Regions from separate parts of the Homo sapiens genome. Here region 2 is linked to region 1. The links are chromatin loops, found by intact Hi-C in ENCODE. Cell type or tissue: left lung. All regions are shown on one strand. Links, peaks and the distances in the headings refer to the core of each region. The heading gives the core; the rest is flanking DNA.

What was found. A loop is a pair of places that touch in the nucleus more often than their neighbours do. Peaks named below come from ENCODE experiments on the same cell type or tissue, not always from the same donor. Only the 100,000 strongest peaks of a DNase experiment are listed, where the experiment ranks them.
Region 2: a loop joins it to region 1, with 2.5 times the contacts of the local background. A loop is called at or near these places in 71 of 110 quality-filtered maps.

What each region holds. Positions count from the first base shown.
Region 1 is chr11:120,790,139-120,798,138 of GRCh38, reverse strand. All of the region lies in intron 3 of GRIK4 (glutamate ionotropic receptor kainate type subunit 4), which reads right to left. Among named protein-coding and RNA genes, the nearest start is that of TBCEL, 230 kb to the left of the region's middle. RefSeq lists enhancers at 438-937, 938-1,439, 5,390-5,927. In left lung, for the core only: no CTCF peak of the experiment used is centred there; no DNase peak of the experiment used is centred there; H3K27me3 peaks cover 315 bases.
Region 2 is chr11:120,518,625-120,533,894 of GRCh38, reverse strand. All of the region lies in intron 1 of GRIK4 (glutamate ionotropic receptor kainate type subunit 4), which reads right to left. Among named protein-coding and RNA genes, the nearest start is that of GRIK4, 15 kb to the right of the region's middle. RefSeq lists an enhancer at 1,647-2,183. In left lung, for the core only: no CTCF peak of the experiment used is centred there; a DNase peak (open chromatin) is centred at 6,674; H3K27me3 peaks cover 5,495 bases.

The sequences.
Region 1 (8,000 bases), core at 1-8,000:
TCTTTTTCTCTCCGCCACGTGAGGATAGAACAAGATGGCTATCTGCAAACCAGGGAAAGGGTCCTTAACAGGAAGCGAATTGCCTGACACCATGATCTTGGACTCCTAGCCTCCAGAACACTGTGAAACATTTCTGCTGGGTAAGCCACCCAGTCTGTGGTATTTTGCTATGGCAGCCTGGACACCAGTCTGCCATGTAACAGCATACAGTCAGCTCACAGAGCATCACTGCACACACCTTGAGACAGAGGGAAAATGAGTACGTGGGAAATAGGGAACGTGCGAATCTTGTATTAAGGGGAGGATGAGGTCCTCTCTTCACCCCATTCCTCTTTCCCTGCCCACAGCATCTAATGCAGAACTTTGTGCTCAAAGTTATTAGGCAGGTCATTGCCAACTCACTAACATCTAAAATCCTGTCCTCTCTACCTCCCAACCCCCGTGCGATTCAGGGACCACTTTTAATTAGGTTTTCGACAGTGATTCCTATCTGGCTGGAAACGGCCTCAACCAGTGGTTGGCTGGCATAAAACATATGAGGATCAGAATAACTAGGACGACAACAGGTACCCAGACTCTAGAGCTGTGGACATCAAAGACAAGGTGGAGGCTCAGGCACTCTTGGGACACCAGAGAAGCATGTGCTCAACAGGCAGTTACCAAACAGCATGCTTCTTCAGTAGTCCCAGGAGTGGAGACCAGATGAATGAAGGAGAGCAGCTTGCTCAAGACTTAATGTGCAGTGAACGCTCATAGCCTGCACTGCGTCCCCCAGGCCTGGCTGCCTGGCTGGGCTGGGACGCTCCGAGTCCCCAGCTGCTGCCTAATGAGGAATAATATGATACGGCACATCCTCCAGCCCTGGGGACTGCCCTGCAGAGAAGCCCCGAGCCACAGTGAGGCTGGGAGGTCTGGGGCCACAGCAAAGGCAGGGCTGAGATGGGGAGATGCGTTCAGAGACCCGGGGCTTCCCGCTCTTTCCATCCATGGGGCCTCAGTGCACACTGACTCTTCCAACCCAGGTGGATTCAAGATGCCTCCGGCATGCCCAGGAAGCCGGGATCCCTTGCATTTCCATTGAGCCTTTCTCCCCATGAGCCCCAAGAACTTCACCCTGTGCCCAGTTCTGAGTTCTATGGCTCATGCCAAGAAAAGGGGAGCCCCTTGATTGTGCCCTTCTCCGCCCCCCAAACTCCTCTCCATATTCTTGTCCCATGCTTGTGTCAATGCTAGAGGGGACTCCTCCCCCCTGCAGCGCCTTCCAGCTCACCCCAATCAGTGTGGCCGTGGCGACCCCGAGAGGGCATACAGCCACTGACCCGCTCAAGGTCCTCAGAACCTCCCCACTCTCTGAAGAGCTGTCCCTGTTGAGTCTCTGGCATGGCCTCAGGCCCCTTCTGTCCTGTCTGGCTTCCACGGTCATAGCATCCCCTCCACCCCCAACAAGGTGACAGAGCCTCCATGTACAGTCCTGGACTGGCCCATTAACTCTCCTCCATGCCTTTGCCAATGCTGTCCCTGTCCCTTGTTCTCCCTTTCCCTACCAGGGCTCTTCTCTCCCTCAGGCGCCTCTTCCAGGAAGCCCTCTCTGACCCCCTAGCCACAGTGCTCTCTTTCTCCTTGGATTTCCCGAGAAACTCCCACCACTCAAACAGACTATTCCTTGCACACTGCCTTGGAGGGGTATTTATCCTTCTATCTGTACCTGTGAGTTCCCTCAACTGCTTGTATAATCCACCCTCCATATCTGTGGGTTCTGCATCTGCAGATTCAAGCAACCGTGGATTGAAAATATTCAGGAAAAGGCCAGGCACGATGGCTCACGCCTGTAATCCCAGCACTTTGGGAGGCTGAGGCGGGCGGATCACGAGGTCAGGAGAGCGAGACCATCTTGGCTAACATGGTGAAACCCCGTCTCTACTAAAAATACAAAAAATATGCCAGGCGTTGTGGCGGGCACATGTAGTCCCAGCTACTCGGGAGGCTGAAGCAGGAGAATGGCGTGAACCTGGGAGGCAGAGCCTGCAGTGAGCTGAGATTGCGCCACTGCACTCCGGCCTTGGCAACAGAGCGAGACCCCGTCTTGGAAAAAAAAAAAAAAAATTCAGGAAAAAAAAACCAAAAAATAACAATACAATAATAAAAATAACACCAACAAAAATACAGTATAGCAACTATTTGCATAACACTTATACTGTATTAGGTAAAGAAGTAATCTAGAGATGATTTAAAGCATATGGGAGGATGTGCATAAGTTATATGCAAATACTACGCATTTTACACAAGGGACTCGAGTGTCCCCGATTTTAGTATCCGAGGGAGGTCCTGGAACCAATCCCCAGTGGATACTGAGAGATGGCTGTACTTAAAAAAACCCAGAGTAATCCCTCTTTCCTTTGAATCTTCCCAAACTCCCCATCCCAAATTAATTTTCCCTTCCTTTGAACTCCCACAGAAATTCCTCTGTACCCTTCATTAGACACAAGCCACTTTTTCATTATGCTGATTTGTCTATCTTTTCAGCTCCTTTGGGGTGAGGACCACACCTGATTCATCTCTGTAGCTGCACAATTCTGGACACACAGTAGGCCCTTAATGAATGGTTGTTGAGTGAATCAATAATTCAAGGCCGCTTGTCTTTTCATCCCCTACAGCCAGTAGTAGACGTGGCGCCTGGCAATGGTGCAGTCAGCATTAGGCGATGAGTGGACGGACAGCAGCCCCACGACACAGGGATCCGCAGGGTGGATGACCCGCCAGAGGCCTCCAGGGTCCCCCGGGGCTGGCTGCTCTCCTCCTGCTCCCTGGGTAAACTGGACTGGGGCTGGCTCTCCCTCCACACATTCTCAGCAGCCCAGAAGTGACCCCTCAGGTTGGAAAAGCAGCCTCCTTAATCCCTCAGTTCTTCCAGAGCCTCGCTGCTGAAGATTTCCATGCACTTCGGTAACTCTTACCCTTTTAAGGGGTAAAATAAAGAGGTTTTACTGGAGAGTCTTTATAGGCAGTATCTATAACACTGTCTGTGGCCGTTTGGCTCAGCCGGATAGAGCCCTGTGTTAACAAGAAAAAGTGACAGTTTGCACCTTGGGGAGTGCGTTAGCTCTGCTCCCCAGCTGACCCTGGCTGCTCACTCTCGGAGGCCCAGCTACAGCCCATCCCCATCACTCATCTGGCACCTCTGTCCTCTGTGTCCCACTCTTCAGCCCCTTGTCCTTGGTCACCCCTCTTGCTGGAGGAAATCACACCACTGTGCAGGCCGCTCCCGCCGCCAACTCATGCCTTCGTCCCCACCTGGGGCACCAGGCTGGGCCGCTACCAGCCTTGGAGCTTGCTCAGCCAGCTCCTCCCACACCACAGACCCTTAGCATCAGCTGGGGCTGCCATTACAAAGCACCACAGACTGAAAGGCTTAAACAACCAAAATTCCTTTTCTCACAATTCTGGAGGCTGGAAGTCTAAGATCAAGGTGTGGGCAGGACTGGTTTCCTCCAAGACCTCTCTCCTTGGTGTGCGGATGGCACCTTCTCCCTGCACCCGTACGTGGTCTTTCTTCCCTCTGTGCATGCCTGTGTGCTGAGCTCCTCTTCATGTAGACAGAAGTCCAACTGGATTCGGGACAAACCTAACAACCTCGTTTTAACTTTCTTACCTCAACACCAAATAGAGTCACATTCTGATGTCTTAGGGGGTGGGGCTTCAATATAGAAATTCTGGAGAGGAGACAACGTAGCCCCTAAAACCGCCGTTTACCTCTAACCATCACCTGACTCTAAATTCCTAACACCACCCTTACCCTCAAAACCATCACCCGACTCTCAGCCCCTAACACCACCCTTCCCCTCCAACCATCGCCTGGCTCTCAGCCCTAACACCTCCCCTCACCGCTAACCATCGCCTGGCTCTCAACCCTAACAACTTCCCTCACCTGTAACCATCACCCGGCTCTCAGCCCTAACAACTTCCCTCACCTGTAACCATCACCCGGCTCTCAGCCCTAACAACTTCCCTCACCTGTAACCATCACCCGGCTCTCAGCCCTAACACCCGCCCCTCACCTCTAACCACTGCCTTGCTCTCAGCCCTAACACTGCCCCTCACCTCTAACCATTGCCTGGCTCTCAGCCCTAACAACTCCTCTCACCTCTAACCATCACCCGGCTCTCAGCCCTAACACCACCCTTCCCCTCAAACCATCTACCTGCTCTCAGCCCCTAAACACCGCCTGGCTCTCTGCCCCTAATACCGCTCTTCTCCTCCAACCATCACCTGGCTCTCAGCCCTAACACTGCCCTTCCCCTCTAACCACCACCCAGCTCTCAGCCCCAACACCTCCCCTCACCTCTAAACATTGCCCAGCTCTCAGCCCCTAACACTACCCTTCCCCTCAAACCATCTACCTGCTCTCAGCCCCTAACACCACCCTTCACCTGTAACCACTGCCTTCACCTCAAACCGTCACCCTACTCTCAGCCCCTAACATCACCTTTCACCTGTAACCATTGCTGGGCTCCGACCCCTAACACCACCCTTCACCTCCAACCATCACCCTGCTCTCAGCCCCTGGCTCTCAGCTCACACACTGGTTAAACTGAGGCCACTCTCAGTGAGCTGGTTGACTTTGTGCCCCATACCTTCCCAACAAGCTCAGGTAACGAGGGCTCCAGACAACCCACAGCCTTCCTTCCTTTCCCCTGGGACTCTGCCTCACCAGGCCTCCTTCTTCTTCAGCCTCTCCCGAGGCCTGCTGGCTCCCCTGTGCTAACAGTCAAGGCCCGCCCCTCCTATGCAGACCCTCCCCTGACCACCCTGACCAGCTGTGCCCTCTGGCTCTCCCTTCTCTGTCACTTTCAATGCAAGCCAGGCTTCTCAAATGACTACTCAACATTTGCTGACTTCACCCCATGCCATGTTCTCCTCGACCCACTGCACTCTGCCTTCCGTCCCCACCACTCCACCCAAACTGCACCTGCCAAGTCAACATCAATATTCATTTTTGCAAAACTGGTGAACTTTTGATTCTTTGTCTAACTATATCACTAGCTGGCAATACGACTTACAACCTGCCAGGTGCTGTCCTAAGAAGAGCATATATGTTATCTCATTTAATCAACCTCCTTGGCTTCCATGAAACTACTCTCCTAGGGTTCTCCTCACACTGCTCTAACTGTTCCCTCCAGGTATGTTCTTCTGCCTCCCCTTTAAACAACGGTGCATCCAAGGTCTTTGCAGAGGCCTCTTCTTGTCATCCTCCCAGGAGCTTCCTGATTGATCTATTTCATAGCCGCCTCCATGGGTGTGCTTTACTTATATCCAACAGCCTGGTGACATCTCCATGAACGTATCTGCAGAGCATCTCAAATTTAGGAAGACCCAAAGTAAACCCACCTCTTCCCTCCTAGATTCTTCCTGTTAACATTCCTACGTTTAGTTAATAGCAGCACCAGCTACCCAGGCATCGTGCCTTCACCCAATTCCGCACCTTCCAATAACCAGTCTCCAATTGCTTTTGGTTGTACTTCCTCAAAATTTCTCAAACCAGTCCACTTCTTTCCAGTCTTAACACCACCACCCTACTTCGGTCCTTTCATCTCAACGACTTAACTGCAACCTCTTAACTCTTATCTGGTTTTCCTGCCTCCAGGCTGGCACAACCACCACCACCTGGCGCTCCTCAACCACACCCTCTCCTAGCTGCCAGAGTGTGCGCTTTGAAGTGTAAAGCCCTGCTTTAAAAGCTTCCATCCTCAAAATAAATGGAATTCCTCAGCACGGCACACAAGATCTGACTTGACTCTGTCAAACCTTATATTGTGCTTCCCTGCTCATCCCTCTCTACCTTCTAGAAGCAGTGAACTACTCATAGCACCCCTTACACACACACACACGCACACACACACACACACGGTGCTGCTGCATGCCTGCACACCTTTGCTCACTCTCCTCCTTCTGCACTCTCATCTTTGCTCACTGACTATCTCGGCTCAGACATCCCCTCCTTCAGGAAGCCTTCCCTGAACGCAGAGGCTGAGCAAGTGCACCACAATGTGTTTTCACAGAAACCCATGCATCCTATAATGTACGCCCATCATTCATCTAGTCTTCAACTTTCGAGGTTTAATTCTTCCCATCCCCAATGCAATGACCTCGCCTGACAGCAGGAGAACTTCAAGAATCTTTGAGCCAAACTTGTCTTGGCTTTTGAGGGATTCTATGCCAACTTCTATTCCTTCCTTCATAATTACTACTTTGACCCGTGCATTTGTGGAAAACTGATTTTAACAAAGGTACAGTGGGGAAAAAAAGTCTTTACACAAACTGTGCTGGAACATTTGGATATCCATATGTTAAAGAAATCCCAATCCTTACTCATGCCATATGCAAAAATTAACAAAAAAAATGGACCATAGACATAACGGTAAAACCTAAAACTATAAAACTACTAGAAGAAAATCTTTGAGTTAGGCAAAGATTTCTTAGATATGACATCAAAAGCACAACCCATAAAATTAAACAATTGGTAAAGTAGACGTCATCAAAACTTAGAATGTATGCTCTTCAAAAGATTGGAATGAAAGACAAGCCATAGGTGGGGAGAAAATATTACATGCAAAGCACATGCTGGATAAAGGACTTGTATCCAGAATATGTAAAGAACTTTCAAAGCTCAGTAATAGGAAAACCAACAATCTAATTTTTAAAGTGGGCAAAAGATTCGAATAGACATTTCACCAAAGAAGTTGTACAGGTGGCAAGTAAGCACGTGAAAATATGTCCAACATTATTAGTCACTGGGGAAATGCAAATTAAAACCATAATGATATATTACTACACATCTATTAGAATGGCTAAAATTAAAAAGCTTGACCATACCAATTGCTGACATGGATATGGAAGAACCAGAACTCTCATATGCCCCAACCTCTTCCCTCGCTCCCCTTCCTCTTCCATGTAATGCTAGACACTATGTAAGTGTCCCCCAATTTTACACCCTGGATTTAGTCCACAAGCCACTCTTCATTGTGCAATTTCTCCCTTAAGAAACATTAATTTTTGACTATCAGCCCTATGCAGATAACTCCAAAACCCCTATCTCCACCCCCAATTTCTCATCTACACATCAGACTCCTTTTTCTGGCTACTAGTAAGAAATGTCCAAATGTCCAAATTCTGTGTCCCAAATGTAACCCATTATCTTTTTATTGAATTGGGGGCTCTTTCTGGCTTCCCAGTTTCACTTCATAGCACCAGTTGGTCTCATGCAAATCCCTGGCAGAGCTGCCTTGCATTCTCCCTATCCCTACAGCCCCTCCATCTGCTCACCCACTAAAGACTGCTGAGGGATCTGCCTCCCACCCACTGCCCCCCTTCTGTTCCCACTGCCGCCACTCCTTGCTTTCTTTTGCAATATGTCTACCCTGTCTTCTGCCTCCAGTCTCTCTTGCACCAACCTAGCTACTCTCCACTGCAGATGCACCTGCCTGGCCCTCAGGCCCTCCACAGTCTGGCCCCAACATGTCTTTGCAGACTCACCTTCTACTGAATTCTATGACCACTTAGCTACATCTAGATTGTCCTTGCTGAACACTGAATACAGCATGCTGCTTTGCCCTGTTTTTTTGTTCAGGTGGTCTCTTCCTGGAACGTACTCAGCTGTTTTTTAAAACCCATGTCCAAATCCTACCTAATAACCCTCATTCTCATACCCCATTCCCACCGTGCCCCAGGTAAGCACTGAACTGCTCCACCCCACACTTTCACCCTCCTCAAATCCTCCAAAGCACTTATTGTGTGCACCATTCATTTAGTACTTAATCGTTTGCTTTCTAATTGACATGGGTAAGGCATTCACTCATTCAATCATTCCTTTCTTTATTAATTCACCAAATACCTATTAAACACCTATCTTAAGCAAGGCACTATGTATGCAGAGAAGGATAAGATGTATCTCTGCTTTCAAAGTGTCCAGAGAAGGACATGGTCATACAAGCAAATAGCCACAA
Region 2 (15,270 bases), core at 3,282-11,281, 270 kb after region 1:
TGTTTTTGTTTTTGTTTTGAGACACAGTCTTGCTCTGTCACCCAGGCTGGAGTGCAGTGGGGCAATCTTGGCTCATTGCAACCTCTGCCTCCTGGATTCAAGCAATTCTCTGCCTTAGCCTCCCAAGTAGCTGGGATTACAGGCACGCACTACCACACCCGGGTAAGTTTTGCATTTTTTGTAGAGACAGGGTTTCACCATGTTGGCCAGGCTGGTCTCGAACTCCTAGCCTCAAGTGATCCACTCACCTTGGCCTCCCAAAGTGCTGGGATTACAGGTGTGAGCCACCACACCCAGCCAAGTTAAAACTTTTGAACGTACACATAAGACCCTCCATAATCCAGCTCTGCAGATGCCCCAATGACCCAACCCTGGTGTAACATCCTTGGGCCAGACAGCAGCAGTGAGGCAGCAGGGGCAATGGGAGAGCCAGCACCCCTGAATCAGACTGCCTGTGCCCATATCTCTAGGCTCAGCTATTAAAAGGGGCGCTAGCAGTACCTGTATGCAGGGTTGTTATAAGGACTAAGCTAGATAATACAAGGAAAGCCCTCAGAACTCTGCCCAATGCTTAGTGAGTGTGCAGTATATTATCATTCTGTAGATATTATTAACCCTTACCTTATTCTCTGCCATCTCTCACTCTAGAAGTCCCCTCTGACCCAGCTGTGACATGTGCTTTTCCCTCTGCTAGGAGGCTCTTGTCCTTTCCTTTGCCAGACTAATTCCTCCTTGTTTATTGAAATGCAGTTCCAACTGCAGTGCAGGTTACTCCTCCTCCAGGAAGCCTTCCATGCTGCCACATCTGATTTTACCGTTTTCTTCCATGTCTCTGCGCCCCCCTACATTGGCCTCCACCTTGGCACATCACACCGCATTGCATCATCTGTTTACTTCTCTGTCTCCACCACTAAGTACTGAACTCAGGAATGTGTCCCCTTAGTGCTGAACACAGGGCCTGGTGAATAGACGGATGAATGAGTGAATGAAGCCAGCAGCCCTACCGGGCTCATCCCCTAAGTCTCCAGGCACTGCCCTTCCCACTCCCTTCCAAGGAGAAGCCCAAAGCATCTAAAACCCCAAAAGAAAGGGGACAAAGACAGGCCGACTGTCTTTGTCCCGAGTCTCCAGATACTTCAGAAAACTCTGGTTGAGGGATGAATCACAGGAATCCACTTGGGAGGGACTAGTAACTGCAAGAAGGCCAAGGCCAGTGCCAGAAAGCAGAAGATGCTAATTATGAAGCCAGCGAAATGAAACCAAGGTTTGCGGGGTAGGGGAAAGAGTCCACACTAGAGCAAGAAAAACAAGGCAAAGCGAGCAAACTATTTAAGCAGCCAGCCGGCTCAGAGGGAGGAGGACAGATTAAATCAAACCTCTGACAGGCAATCAATGGACATTCAATTAACAGTTACAATATTATTAATTTACACAAAACGTCTAAACAATACCCTCTCCCCCTCTGAGAGGACTTTGATTCAATGCCTCTAAGCTGTTGGGACATTCCCTGACAATACCACAGGGCCACCCGACTCCTGGGTCCACACCCAGGGCGGACCCCCGGGCACAAGGGCAGCCGGATCAAAGGAAGCTGGGGGCGGGGTAGGGCCCACAGGGCTGCAGAGAGCTTAGCATGGAGCTGGGGGATGGATGTTCAAAGCAGCGAGTCCAGGTCACTTTGGGGGCTAGGGAGGAGCAACCAAGGACTCAGGAGGTCAAATCGGGACCATGCAATCACCCTTGTGCCAGCAGCCCAGGGCCTGAGTGGCCACAGGTACCCGGCTCCAGCTGTGGCTGTCTTGCTCCGTGTTCAATCGTGCACCTGCCAGGTGCGCTCCTGAATGGAGACCTTCCACCTGCCCCACATCCAGAGGTGGAAGCAGGGGGAGGGTCTCCATTTGGGAGTAAAGGGGAGAAGAAGGGTTGCCATCTGCTGCTCCACAGGGACATCCAAAGGTCACTGGTATGACATCCTTGGGCCACAACCATGAGGTTGCAAGGTGCTAAGAGAAACAGGCAGGCTGGGCACGGTGGCTCACACCTGTAATCCCAGCACCTTAGGAGACCAAGGCGGGTGGATCATCTGAGGTCAGGAGTCCGAGACCAGCCTGGCCAACATGGTGAAAACCCGTCTCTACTAAAAATACAAAAATTAGCTGGGCATGGTGACATGCACCTGTAGTACCAGCTACTCGGGAGGCTGAGGCAAGAGAATTGCTTGAACCTGGGAGGCAGAGGTTCCAGTGAGCCGAGACTGCGCCACTGCACTCCAGCCTGAGCAACAGAGCAAGACTCAGTCTCAAAAAAAAAAAGAAAAAGAAAAAAGAAACAGGCAGAGTTCAGCTGTAACCATGACCTTGGGCAGACCCCTCACTGCACCAGTCTCAGTTTCCTGATCCAGTAATATGGGATGATCCTGGCACCCACCCCAAGGCTGGTGTAAGCACTGGAGAGCACATGTACAGAGCATTGGAAACTCCTGGTGTCTAAATGATTATTTGGGCAGCGCTATGGAGCAGGTGCCTGTGGCAGGGGCAGACGACATGAAAGGAGGATGTGGGGAAGGAAAATGTCATTTCTCCTTCCATAAACAAACATGCATGAACCAGGCACAACAAGCTCTGAGTTTCACTCTTGATCTTTCTGGCCTTGATGGATGAATTATGAAAGAGGTTGTAGGGTAGCATTTACACATAAGAATCGCAAATCCACCCACATTTTCTAAGCCCTCCAAAAGTCTAGTCTTAAGCAAAGCACTCTCTCAAGGAAAGCAAGAGAGCTGTCTCCAAATATCTAAAGGGCTGTCACACCCTTCTGCTTAGACAGCTCCATCCTTCCGCTCCTGAGCCTATGATGGGAACCAGGAAGGACTCATCACCCCCACTCTGCAGAGAGGAAACTAAGTCCAAAGAAGTAAAATGACTTGATCAAAGTCACACCGTAGCAGATCTCCTTTTTGTGAACCGGCATTTTCTCCAGCCGATGATGCTCCAGAGACATCAGTAGGACACAGGTGCCGTCCACTGTAGGGAAGCGGGGTCTAACAATCAGAGTTCTCCTCATCCCAAAATGCCATCCAGCTCTGAATGAATCCCCTCCACACCCCAGGGCCATCTCTGTCTTCCTACATCACGGAACCTGTAGCAGGCCCCTTGGTTTTTCAGAGACTTAGAACCTTCTTAGGCCTCTGAACCCCATTCTCAGCCCTGCGTGGCAGAACCCAGTCCGCCCTGTAACGCGGTTGTCGAAGACAGAGGCTTCCGTCTGGAACCCAGGTTTGGGACTTTGCAGGAAATGGCTTCCCAAATTAAGGATTTTAAGCACAGATGACTGAAATAGATATTTGAAAGCTATTCACCCAGCCAACAGCCACCTCCTCAGCCTGGAGAAGCTGCCTCTGTTGGCAAATGTGCTTTCTGACAAATTTTACTGTGCAGACTAACGACTCACCAAACTGGACCAGAGTGCAGAGCTGCCCCCAGGATAAGTCCCCCTACCCCCACCCACACCCCAGCAAGGACCCATCTTCTAGAGCCTGCAATAGCTTGGGCTCCTGTCACTCTTCTCCATGAAATATCCTTCCCCTGGAGCCTCTCCCCACAGGCCATCGACCGATTCATTTGCTCACCATTATTTTTTAAACTCAAATTTTATTAGCAGTGGAGCATGAGTAATAAATACTAATACACTGTTTGCACTTGAATTAGCCCTACATGTCCTGGGACCACAGGGCTATTTGTCAAAGGCAGACGTTTCTCCACACCCGCACCTTGTGGTTGGCACACAGGCATTTCCAAGGTCAGGGACTCTCAGGCATTAAGCAAGAACATGGGGCCTCATAGGACTCACACTTGGGGCACCCTTACTCCTAAGCAGGCCACTGAGCCACCAGGAAGGAAGGGCAAGTGGAGCTGTAATGCTAGAAAAAGGAGAACGGGATCCTAGCTCTACTGCTTACCAGCTGTGTGACTCGGGGCATGCCAGTTTAACCACTCTGAACTTCTGTCTCCTCATCTATAAAACAGGTCAACAGCAGCTGCCTCCCAGGGTTGCTGGAGAGATTAAATGAGATGCTGGATGTGAAAGCACCTTTGTTGGAGAGATTAAATGAGATGCTGGATGTGAAAGCACCTAAAAGCAAGTGTACTTGCACACAGCGGGGATGGTGGTTGAGGTGGGAAAGGCAGGTTGCGAGAGAGGCTACTCCCTATCAGGAGTCAAGGGATACATTGAAATCATCTCCACCTTGTTTCACAGAAGGATAAGTGACAGACAGCACTTTTCCCACTTCCCCCACCACTCCCGACAGGGAACTTACATGTGTGACTATCCAAGGACATCTAAGAGACACTATTAGGCTGCATCTCTGTGCAGATGTCAGGAACCCAGCGCTGTGCAAAACAGATGTGGTCACTGGTGCCCAGGCTGGGCTCTAGGCTCGTCCCTGTAGTAACTGCTAGGGGCTCAGACTAAGGTGGAGGAGGTCACAGCCAAGGGCAATCCCTCTAATGTCGATGGGCACAGCGGCTGGGCTTGCTCCTCTCTTTGGTGCTCGATCGCTTTGCTTCTTTCAACAAATATTTGGCAAGATCCTCCTGTAAGCCAGACACTGTGTTAAAGTGTGGCACAGAAGTGGATGTGGTGACTTGATGCCTGGCCTCCCACAGCTCAGTGCTACAATGTAAGTTGTAGGTTACAATGCAAGGTGGGAGTGCTCCAAAGGGAACGAGGGTTGGGGCTGCAAGAGCACATGAGGGTCGGGGTGGGGGGTTATGCAGGCTCAGGGAGGCGTCAGGAAAGGGCTTCCTGGAAGAGGAATGGATAAGGAGTAGTGAAGCAAGAGAAGGAGAGGAGGTGGAAGGAGGAGTTGCAGGCAGAGTGAACAGCATGTGCAAAGGTCCTGAGGCAGGGAGCCAAAGCTACCCTGGGAAACTAAAGTGCTGTAGATGGGCACATGCTCAATAGATGGTGATGTGGTTTGGCTGTGCCCCCACCCAAATCTCATCTTGAATTGCAACTCCCACAGTTCCCATGTGTCGTGGGAGGAAACTGGTGGGAGGTCATTGAATCATGGAGGCAGGTCTTTCCCGTGTTGTTCTCATGCTAGCATCTCATGAGAGATCTCATGGGTCTCACAAGATCTGATGGTTTTATGAGGGGCAGTTTCCCTGCACAAGCTCTCTCTTTGCCTGCTGCCATTCATGTAAGATGTGACTTGCTCCTCTTTGCCTTCCGCCATGATTGTGAGGCCTCCCCAGCCACGTGGAACTGTAACTTCATTAACCCCTTTTTCCTGTATAAGTTACCCAGTCTCTGATATGTCTTTATCAGCAGCATGAAAACAGACTAATACAGATGGGTTCCCTAAGACAGGCTCAGAGGAAAGAAGGGTCCCCCATAGTCCCTGCCCTCAGCCAGCCTCCAGTCAAACAGGGGTGACAGGACCAACATATTTCAGACAGACTTAATATAAAAAAATTATAGGGTCGGGCTTGGTGGCTCATGCCTGTAATCCCAGCACTTTGGGAGGCCAAGGCGGGCAGATCATGAGGTCAGGAGATCAAGACCATCCTGGCTAACACTGTGAAACCCCATCTCTATTAAGAATACAAAAAATTAGCCGGGCGTGGTGGCGGGCACCTGTAGTCCCAGCACTTTGGGAGGTTGAGGCAGGCAGACTGCTTGAGCTCAGCAGTTCAAGAACAGCCTAGGCAACATGGTGAAACCACGTCTGCACAAAAAATACAAAAATAAAAAATAAAAAATAGCTGAGCATTGTGGCCCATGCCTGTGGTCCCAGCTACTCAAAAGGCTGAGGTGGGAGGACCGGCTGAGCCCGGGAGATCGAGGCTGCAGTGAGCCCAAATCCCGTCACTGGGCAATAGAGTGAGACCCTGTCTCAAAAAAATAAAATAAAATAAAAGGACTTGTTTGTTGATGAGCTCACTCTATTCACAACGCATGTGTCCCTGCTGAGGGCCAGGATAAAGCAGCTGAAGGGGTTAACCAGAGCAGGCCTCCCAGAGGAGGTGAGGCTGGTTCCGCTGGTAAAGAAGCCTCTTCCTCCACCCGTGAGTGGGACCACCAGGCCCTCTTTTTCCCCACCTGATTGGAAACCTTGGACAACAATGAGGCTGTATCTGCTCTGCCAGCTGCATATAAATGCAAGCACAATGCCACCTCTCTCTCACCAGACAAGGCCACACGCCAGGGGTGGCTTAGTGTGAGCGAGGCTGTCTGGCTCAGCCACATCACAAAGGTAACAAAAGCACCTGAATGCCCGTCTTCCTCCCAGCCCCCAGCCCGCCCCTGGAGGATGCAGGTGCGAGTGTCTGGGGCGCAGTTAGGCCTCTGGGAGGAGATAAATCCCCAGCACGGGCTCCAGGAAGGCAGGAGGGAACTTGCAGCGGCTCCCTGCTCCCCTCCTCTGCTGGGATAAGCATTGCCATGCTCCCTCTCTCACCGGCAGGGGTCTGCCCTGAGGGGTTTTAACTGAGTGAAACACCATCTGCTCCGGGGTCCCCACCCAGCAGACCCTGCAGACAGATGCTGTCCAGCTCCCGCCCCTGCTTCCTCCCACTCTGGAAGCATCTCCACCCTGGGGCCGCAGGGAGCTGAGGCTGCTCTCCACATTCCATGAAAGCTGAGGCCTGGCAGGACCCCAGCAGGGGCAGAGCCACAAAGATGACGCAGCTCCAGAAGCCAAAGCCCCGGCAAGCCGAGGCGGGATCAGGGCAACCCCACCTGCCTTTGCATCCTCCAGGTTCCCCAGGACTGGGTGCTGGCTCTGGTCAGACCCTCTGCCACGGGCTGGCTGTGTGACTTTGGGCAACTTCTGCAACCTCACTGAGTTTCCCCACTTGTAAAATGTGAGTTGTTGAGGTTTAAATGAGAAAATGTTTCTTCTGCCTAAAGTGTTCAACCACTATTTCTATTAACATCATTCCAGGTTTCCTCTTGGACACTGTCAAGTGACCGCCCTTTAGCCATTTATAACCTGACTGTGATAAGCACTTTAAAAACGAACTTTTTTTTTCTTTTTTTTGAGATGGTGTTTCACTCTTGCTGCACAGGCTGGAGTGCAATGGTGCAATCTTGGCTCACTGCAACCTCTGGCTCACTGCAACCTCCGCCTTCCAGGTTCAAGTGATTCTCCTGCCTCAGCCTCCCAAATAGCTTGGATTACAGGCATGTGCCACCACACCTGGTTAATTTTGTATTTTTAGGGGAGATGGGGTTTCACCATGTTGGTCAGGCCGGTCTTGAACGCCTGACCTCAAGTGATCCACCAACCTCATCCTCCCAAAATGCTAGGATTACAGGCATGAGCCACTGTGCCCGGCCTAAAAACAAACTTTTTGAATTGATGTATACTGTTTACACAGAAAAGTGCACATGGCTGGGCACAGCGGCTCACACCTGTAATCCCAGGGCTTTGAGAGGCCGAGGTGGGAGGATCGCTTGAGCCCAGAAGTTCAAGCCGGGGCAACATAGAGAAACACTGTCTCTAGAAAGAAAAAATATAAAAAATTAGTGGGGCATGGTGGTACATGCCTGTAGACTCAGCTACTGGGGTGAGAGGGCGGGTGCCAGGGTGGGAGAATCACCCTGAGCCCGGGAGATGGAGATCATGCCACCGCACTCCAGCCTGGGCGACAGAGTGAGACCTGCCTCAAAGGAAAAAAAGAAAGAGAAGTGCACATAAGTGTGCAGCTCAAGGAATGTCCACAGAACTAGCTCTCAGATCACGAAATAGAGCATTATCAGTATTCTAGAGGCCCTTTCTCAGGCCCCCTGCCAAGGCTAACTGCTATCCCAGCTTCTATTACCATAGATTACTTCGCCTGTTTTTGAACTTTATATAAATAAAATCACACAGTACGTACTGAAAACACCTTCAGACTTAAGAAGCCCTTTCACAGGTGGTATCTTATTTGCTCTTCCCCAACCCTGTGAGATTAGGTTTTTCATTGTCCCCATTTTATTGCTGAGCAAACAGAGGCTTCAGATACATGAACAAACTTGTCCAACGCCGCACAGTGAGTAGAGAGAGGGACTCTAACTCCAGCTGTCCAAGCCCTCCCGTCACCCCCCACCACACCAGGCTACTTCCCACACGTCAAACCAGCCTCTCCCTGTGCCCCAGTTAAGGCCGCTCCTCCCCAGAGCCCTACTTCCTCCAGGAAGCTTCCTTGGATTGCTCAGAGGAGAACCATCAGCTTGTCCCACTCTGCCCCCATCCCCAGCCTAGACACGGGGACGTAGCACGCGGCTAACCTTGGTGTGGGTCTGATGAGTGTGTGTTGACTGCCTGCTATGGTTTCTGTAACACCCCTGCTGGTCTCTTCTCCATGTGCCTCTCAGAGTCACAACACCCAGAGGACAGGGCTGCTTCTACAGCTCTTTCCACGCCCTGCCCAGTATGAATGGGGCTGGCTGGCAGCTGGGGTTGGAATGGGCACTGCATTAGGTCAGGTGGGGAGCAGGGCACATGCTCCCCTGGTTTGATGGGAGGCTCCTGGTGAGTCCGTCTAATGAAAGGTATGATACCAAAGGCACTAGCGGCCAGGGGACCCCATTTCAAACCTCGATTCTGCAAGTCACATGATCTCAGGCAAGTTCCTTCCCTCTCTGAACCTCAATGCCCTCACTTGTGAAATGAGACGGCTAGACTCAATCTGACTTGACAAAGCCATGGTACCCTGTGGCCATGTCAGATATCACCCCTTCCCAGGGCCCCTTCCCAGCGCCCCTTCCCAGGGAGTCCAGTGCCCCTTCCCAGGGAGCCCACAGTTGGCCTCAGACTTCTTTGGACCCAGCACTGCAGGCATCATGGATCCACTGAGAAGGGTAAGAAGGGGAAGCCTGTCCAGCAGCCTTGACCAGGGAGGTCCAGAGTCACTGGGCATTCATGGTGCAGCCCCTGATGGGCTCCAGAAGCCAAGAAGACGGAAGGTGGACTAGGACCTCAGCTCACCCTGCAGACCGCAGGGACCTCTGTCATCCCCACACAAAGGCGACCTCTTCCTGGGGCTCTCTGCCACCACAGTACCCAATCCTGACCTGCCCAGTGCCCTGCCACGTAACTAGCTCCGCGTGATGATAAATGCCCCCAGGATGCAGGCAGCCCCTAGCTCACACTGGGTATGTCTGAAGGAGCACCCCAGGTCCAATCCATGTTCCCAGAGCCTCCTCCTGACTCATGGCAGCTGCAGTGCCCACAGCCTGATCCAGAAGTTAGCGCTGTCAGCCCAAACGCCACCTTTGCTCTTACCAGTCACCCCAGTACAGTCCCCCTTGACCCATTGATGCCAGGCTCATCTGGGTTCGAGGAGGGGGTAAAGTGCCTGGAGCCAAGGTCCAGGTAGGCCTGGTGTTACTCTTTGTACTGGTTCAGCTCCATCGCCGGCTACACTAACCTGAGAAACCAGTCCTGTCATCCACCAGGGGAAATGTGTTTTAAGATCACACAATTGACTTTTCAATCCCATACATCTGCGAGTCGAAGGCGGCCCATCCAAGCTTTCCAGAGTCAAGGCTCATTGCTAGTCTAGGGCTCCAGAGTCCAGGGCCTCTGCAGACAAGCGGCTCACCAAAGCAGCCGTTCACCCACTAAACGCATACTGAGCACCCAGTGCTGTTCTGGTTGTTGGGGAAAGAATGCAGAAACGGCCAGACGCGGTGGCTCACGCCGCTAATCCCAGCACTTTGGGAGGTCAAGGCTGGTGGATCATGAGGTCAGGAGATCGAGACCATCCTGGCTAACATGATGAAACCCTGTCTCTATTAAAATACAAAAAATTAGCCAGGCATGGTGGTGTGCGCCTGTAGTCCCAGCTACTCGGGAGGCTGAGGCAGGGGAATCACTTGAACCTGGGAGGCGGAGGTTGCAGTGAGCCGAGATCGTGCCACTGCACTCCAGCCTGGTGACAGAGCAAGGCTCCGTCTCAGGAAAAAAAAAAAAAAAAGAATGCAGAAGCAAACAGTCCCTGTGCAATGGAACCCGTGCCTTGTGGGGAGACAGATGATGATCTCTGATGACCTCCCCAAAGCATCCAAGGGTGGCCTGACCTTGCTCTACCAGCCCCACCCTGATCATCTCCCAGCTGGGCTGCTCAGGTTCTTCCCCTGCTGGGAGCTGGAAGTTCCTTAGAAAGGCACTGGCCACACGGAGAAGCAGTGGCTAAAGAGACGAAGGCAGACCCGGGCAACACCGAACCACAAAGCCCAGGTTCAGCTGTGTGACCCTGTGTCGGTGTCTCAGGTTCTCTGGACATCTGTGTTTTCCCTTGTCCAATGGGACTAATAAGACCTGCCGTGGAGGGCTGGTGTGAGGACCTGCAGTAACGCAGGATGGCAACTGGAGAAGCAGCGAGAGAAGTAGCAGCATTATTGGCCCAGGAATACAGGACAAAAGTCGGCTCCTCCTCCACCCCTAAAGCCCAGGGTCAAGCTCTTGACATACCCCCTCCCACTTCCCTCCCCAAAGGAGCTGAGGGCAAGAGAGAGCCCAGCAGCCGCCACCCCACAGCTCCGTGCAGGAGAAATGCACTTTCTCAGCTGACTTCCGCTACTCAGACAGCCCGATTGCTTTGTTTACTGCCAATTTGCACCCCACCTGGCAGATCTCATGTTCCGGCCTATTTACTCTGGACTCTGGCAGGACCGTTACGTTTCAAAGGAGAGTCGGCTGATGCTATTTTAGCACAAATAAACTGGTGAGCTTCCTCCATCTAGTTGCCTACTCTGTGCTCTTAGATTTGGGTCAGCTGAAATTTTGGCCCCCTGATGGGGTGTCTGCATCCCCACCCAGCCTCCTAGGAGCAGTGGAGAAGCAACAGTTCTCCTAGTCCTCAGGCTCCTGTCCCCAGGACCCCACCACCAATCTGGCATCTGACAGATTCAGCAGGTGTCTGTGCACACATTTTGTAAGGGCCCAGCCTTGAGATGGGGCCAGCTGTGCTGCTCCGTGGCTGTGCCTGGCACATAGGAGGCACTCTGGAAACATGCTAAAGAACGGATGTGTGACAACCCTCAGCGCAGCCCTGTGGCCAAGGATCTATCTCCCTCATAAGGCAGGTCCCAGCCTTGGACATTTCTCTAGGCCCACAGGCTGTTGTCTTCCTGGCCAGGGGATTTCAGTTTGGGGAAGGGTCTTGGAAACTGAGGTAGAAGGAGACTGAAAGTTGGCTTTGCTTCTTGTTCATTAGGTAGCTTCACATTCAGAAGGCTGGAATGGGGTTCCAAGGAGGGTGCAGAACAAAGACCCATGGGAGCCAGGTGCAGTGGCTCACACCTGTAATCCCAGCACTTTGGGAGGCCAAGGCGGGCGGATCACCTGAGGTCAGGGGTTCGAGACCAGCCTGGCCAACATGGTGAAACCCTGTCTCTATAAAAATACAAAAATTAGCCGGGTGTGGTGGTACACACCTGTAGACCCAGCTACTCAGGAGGCTGAGGCAGGAGAATCGCTCGAACCCGGAAGGTGGAGGTTGCAGTGAGCTGAGGTCGCGCCACGGCACTCCAGCCTGGGCAACCGAGCGAGACTCCATCTCAAAAAAGAAAGAAAGAAAAAAAAGACCCATGGGAAATCAATTTGGCTCAGTCTAAGGTAAAACCTCCTGGTATGTTTAGAAGTCACTTGCATTGACTGAGCACATTCCCTACGCCGGGCAAGGCACTGGGTGCTTTCATGTGCTCCCTCGTTTCACAGCTGCCCAACTCAGCGATGGCCTGCCTTAGGATCACTCCAGAGCATGGCCCAGGCTGCCTAGTTCATATCCCGGCTCTATCACTTGGCTCATGTGTCATCTTGGGCAAGCTACATAACCTCTGTGGTTATGTATTTCCTCATGTGTAAAGTGGGACAACAGTACCTACTTCATAGGGTTGGCTGGAGAATCAACTTAATACATACAAAGCATCTAGAACAGTGCCTGGAAGGTGGTAAGTGCTCAATGATGTCAGCTTTCAGAAGAAGGGGAAAATGGAGAAAGAGGAAGAAGAGCAGAAGGCGGCAGCAGCCGAGGCAGGATAACCACCCGCGGGAGATAATAGAAGCTCAGGTAGGACGTCAAATGCAATGATCTCGAGTTACTTCAAGAATAAGATTCTAGGATTCATTTAACCTCCCTGGACTTCATTCAGTTTTCCCAGCAATACAACAGGCGTTCTCATTACCTGACAAGTGCTGCTTTCTTCCGTGTGATATTCTCTACCTTGGGAATAGCAGGTGTTCCCAGGGACCACTGCCTCTACCACCGCACAAACTGGAAGGCACAGGGTGGCAGATGCAGCCCTGGGCAAGGGGCAGGAGTCCTGGGAACTGATCCAACTTTCCAATCAAATAACTATGTGGCTTTCGGCTAGTTACTGAAATTCTGAGAGTCTGGGACAATAATTTTAACTGCCCTCCTGTCTCTCAGGTTTGTGGCCCTGTGAGCTCTTTGGGGGAGAGGACACAAATCACCAAGAACATAATAAGCCGTTGGGCATGTGACTACCATCAGAAAGTGGCATTGTGGGCCGGGCGTGGTGGCGCACACCTGTAATCCCAGCACTTTTGGAGGCCAAGATGAGGGATCACTTGAGCTCAGGAGTTTGAGTCCAGTCTGGATAACACAGTGAGACTCCATCTCCACAAAAAATCAAAATATTCGCCAGGCATGGTGGTGCACGCTTGTAGTCCCAAGCTATTGGGAGGATCAGTTGAACCCAGGAGGTTCAAGCTACAGTGAGCTGTAATCATGCCACTGCACTCTCGCCTGGGTGAGAGTGAAACTCTGTCTCAAAAAAACGAAAAACAAAACAAAACAAAACAAAAAAAGAAAATGGCATTGCAACTTCAGCATAAGGGCAGAGTTGTGCTGACCTCCCACCTGGAAATAACTCTACAGGGTCTTCTGCATATCCCGTGCCCCGCCCAAACCCACTTTTGTCTTCTTTAATTCTGAAGATGCCTCTGCTGCCTCCAAAAAGAGAGATGTTCCAGTTTCCATCCCATCATCAGCCATGCTAGGGACCTTGTTCTGTTGTCATCTTAGGAACTGAACTAGGCTAGGGGAGATGCTGTCAGGAGCAATAACGACCATGAGTCTAACAATGCTACCATCAGATTTCTTCCAAAGAGACTCCCTATTCTGCTGCTGTTGCTGAGAGTCCAAGACCCCAGTCAGATTCCACTCCTTCTAATCCTCGGCTATTAACCTGGGGCAGCCAGGCCAGCCAGCCAGCCAGGCCCTTGGAGGAGGTGGTGAGTGGACACAACCCTGGTTGGTCCAGTGGGGGCAGGACTGCTTTTAACCTCCTAAAGTCCTGTCTCACCTGAGCACTAATCAGTGCTCAGACTCGGCAGCTCAGGAGAGGGTCTCCTCAATGCTTTATGTCGCTGCCTTCTTCCTGCCTCCACACCGGGCCCTTCCCTGGATGGCCTCCATGGTGGAAAAGAATGGCACGTGATTCAGGAGGTGGCTCTCTAATCACTTCCCCAATACTGCCAGTGACCCTCTCACTCAGGGATCGAAGAAATCAGGCCAAGGGAAGGAGAGTTCCAAAACGCATAGAGGCGCCACCACTCATTCTCCGCGCCTGCTGATGGCTGGACGGGCTGGGACTGGGGCTTGAGGGTGCCGGTTCTGGAAATGAGCATTGGCCTCCTTGCCTAAGAGATGAGGAACAGAAATATAGAAGCAGTAGTGAGGTAGGCTGGGCGCAGTGGCTCATGCCTGTAATCCCAGCACTTTGGGGGGCTGAGGCGGGTGGATCACCTGAGGCCGGGAGTTTGAGACCAGCCTGGCCAACATGGTGAAACCCTGTCTCTACTGAAAACACAAAAATTAGCCAGGTGTGGTGGTGGGCACCTAGAATCCCAGCTACTCAGGAGGCTGAGGCAGTAGAATCGCTTGAACCCAGGAGGCGGAGGTTGCAATGAGCCAAGATCGCGCCTCTGCACTCCAGCCTGGGCAACAGAGTAAGACCCCGTCTCAAAAAAAAACAACAACAACAAAAAAAAAAACAAAAAAAAAAAAAACCAGTAGTGAGGTAGCCAGAGGTAGAATCTAGGAATTAGGGAGGGATTAGTGCATATTTCACATACACTTGTGCACCCACAAGCATGCATGCATGCACACAAAGGATTTCCCACTAGAGCTTGAAATCACACTGCCTGGGTACATATTTCAACTCTGCTTCTTACCAGCTATGGGACTTTGGGCTAATGAATCATCTACTCTGAATCTCAGCTTCCTCATCTGTAAAATGGGTATAATAAACTTAAGGTTATTATCATAGTGCATTTGGGCTGCTGTAACAAAATACCATAAACTGGGTAGCTGGTAAACAATAGAAGTTTGTTTCTCACAGTTCTGGAGGCGGGGAAGCCCGAGATCAAGGTGCTGGCAGATTCAGTGTCGGGTGAGGGCTTTTGGGTTCATAGATGGGCCTCCTCACTGTGTGCTCACACGGTGGGAGCGGTGAGGGGGCTTTGCGGGTTCTCTTTTTAAGGGCATAATCCCATTCGTGAGGGCTCTGCTCCATGACTTAATCACCTCCCAAATGCCCCACCTCCTAATACTATCACTTGGAGGTTAAGATTTCAACATGAATTCTGGGGGAACACCAACATTCAGTTCATAGCAGTTATTAGGAAGATTAAGATAATATATGGAAAGTACTTTGCATTGTACTTGGCACATAATAAGCATTGAATACTTATTAGCTATTATTATTGTCATCATCATTGTTGAATTCACAGCTATGTGTCAGCCTAGTGTTAGAGACAAAAGCACAAGGCCCTATCCGTGCCCCCACAGAGCCCATGCTCTAGTGCCTTAAAGAATCAAAATCATCCGCCTGCTTAGTTCTAGACCGATTTTGTTTGGATGTTGCAACTGGACCAAACAATTTGTTGAAGCATCTCTTTTCCAGCACTTTCGCTCCTGCAGGCAGGGCCACAAGACCCAGCAAAAGACACAGGCTAAGCCAGGCACAGTGGCTCATGCCTATAATGTCAGCACTTTGGAGGCTGAGGCCGGCGGATCACCTGAGGTCACGAGTTTGAGACCAGCCTGGTCCATGGTGAAACCTGGTATCTACTAAAAATACAAAAAAATTAGCCGGGGGTGGTATTGGGCACCTGTAATTCCAGCTACTCAGGAGGCTGAGGCAGGAGAATCACTTGAACCTGGGAGGCGGAGGTTGCAGTAAGCCAAGGTCGCGCACATTGCACTCTGCCAACAGAGCCAGACTCCATCTCAAAATATTTAAAAAATT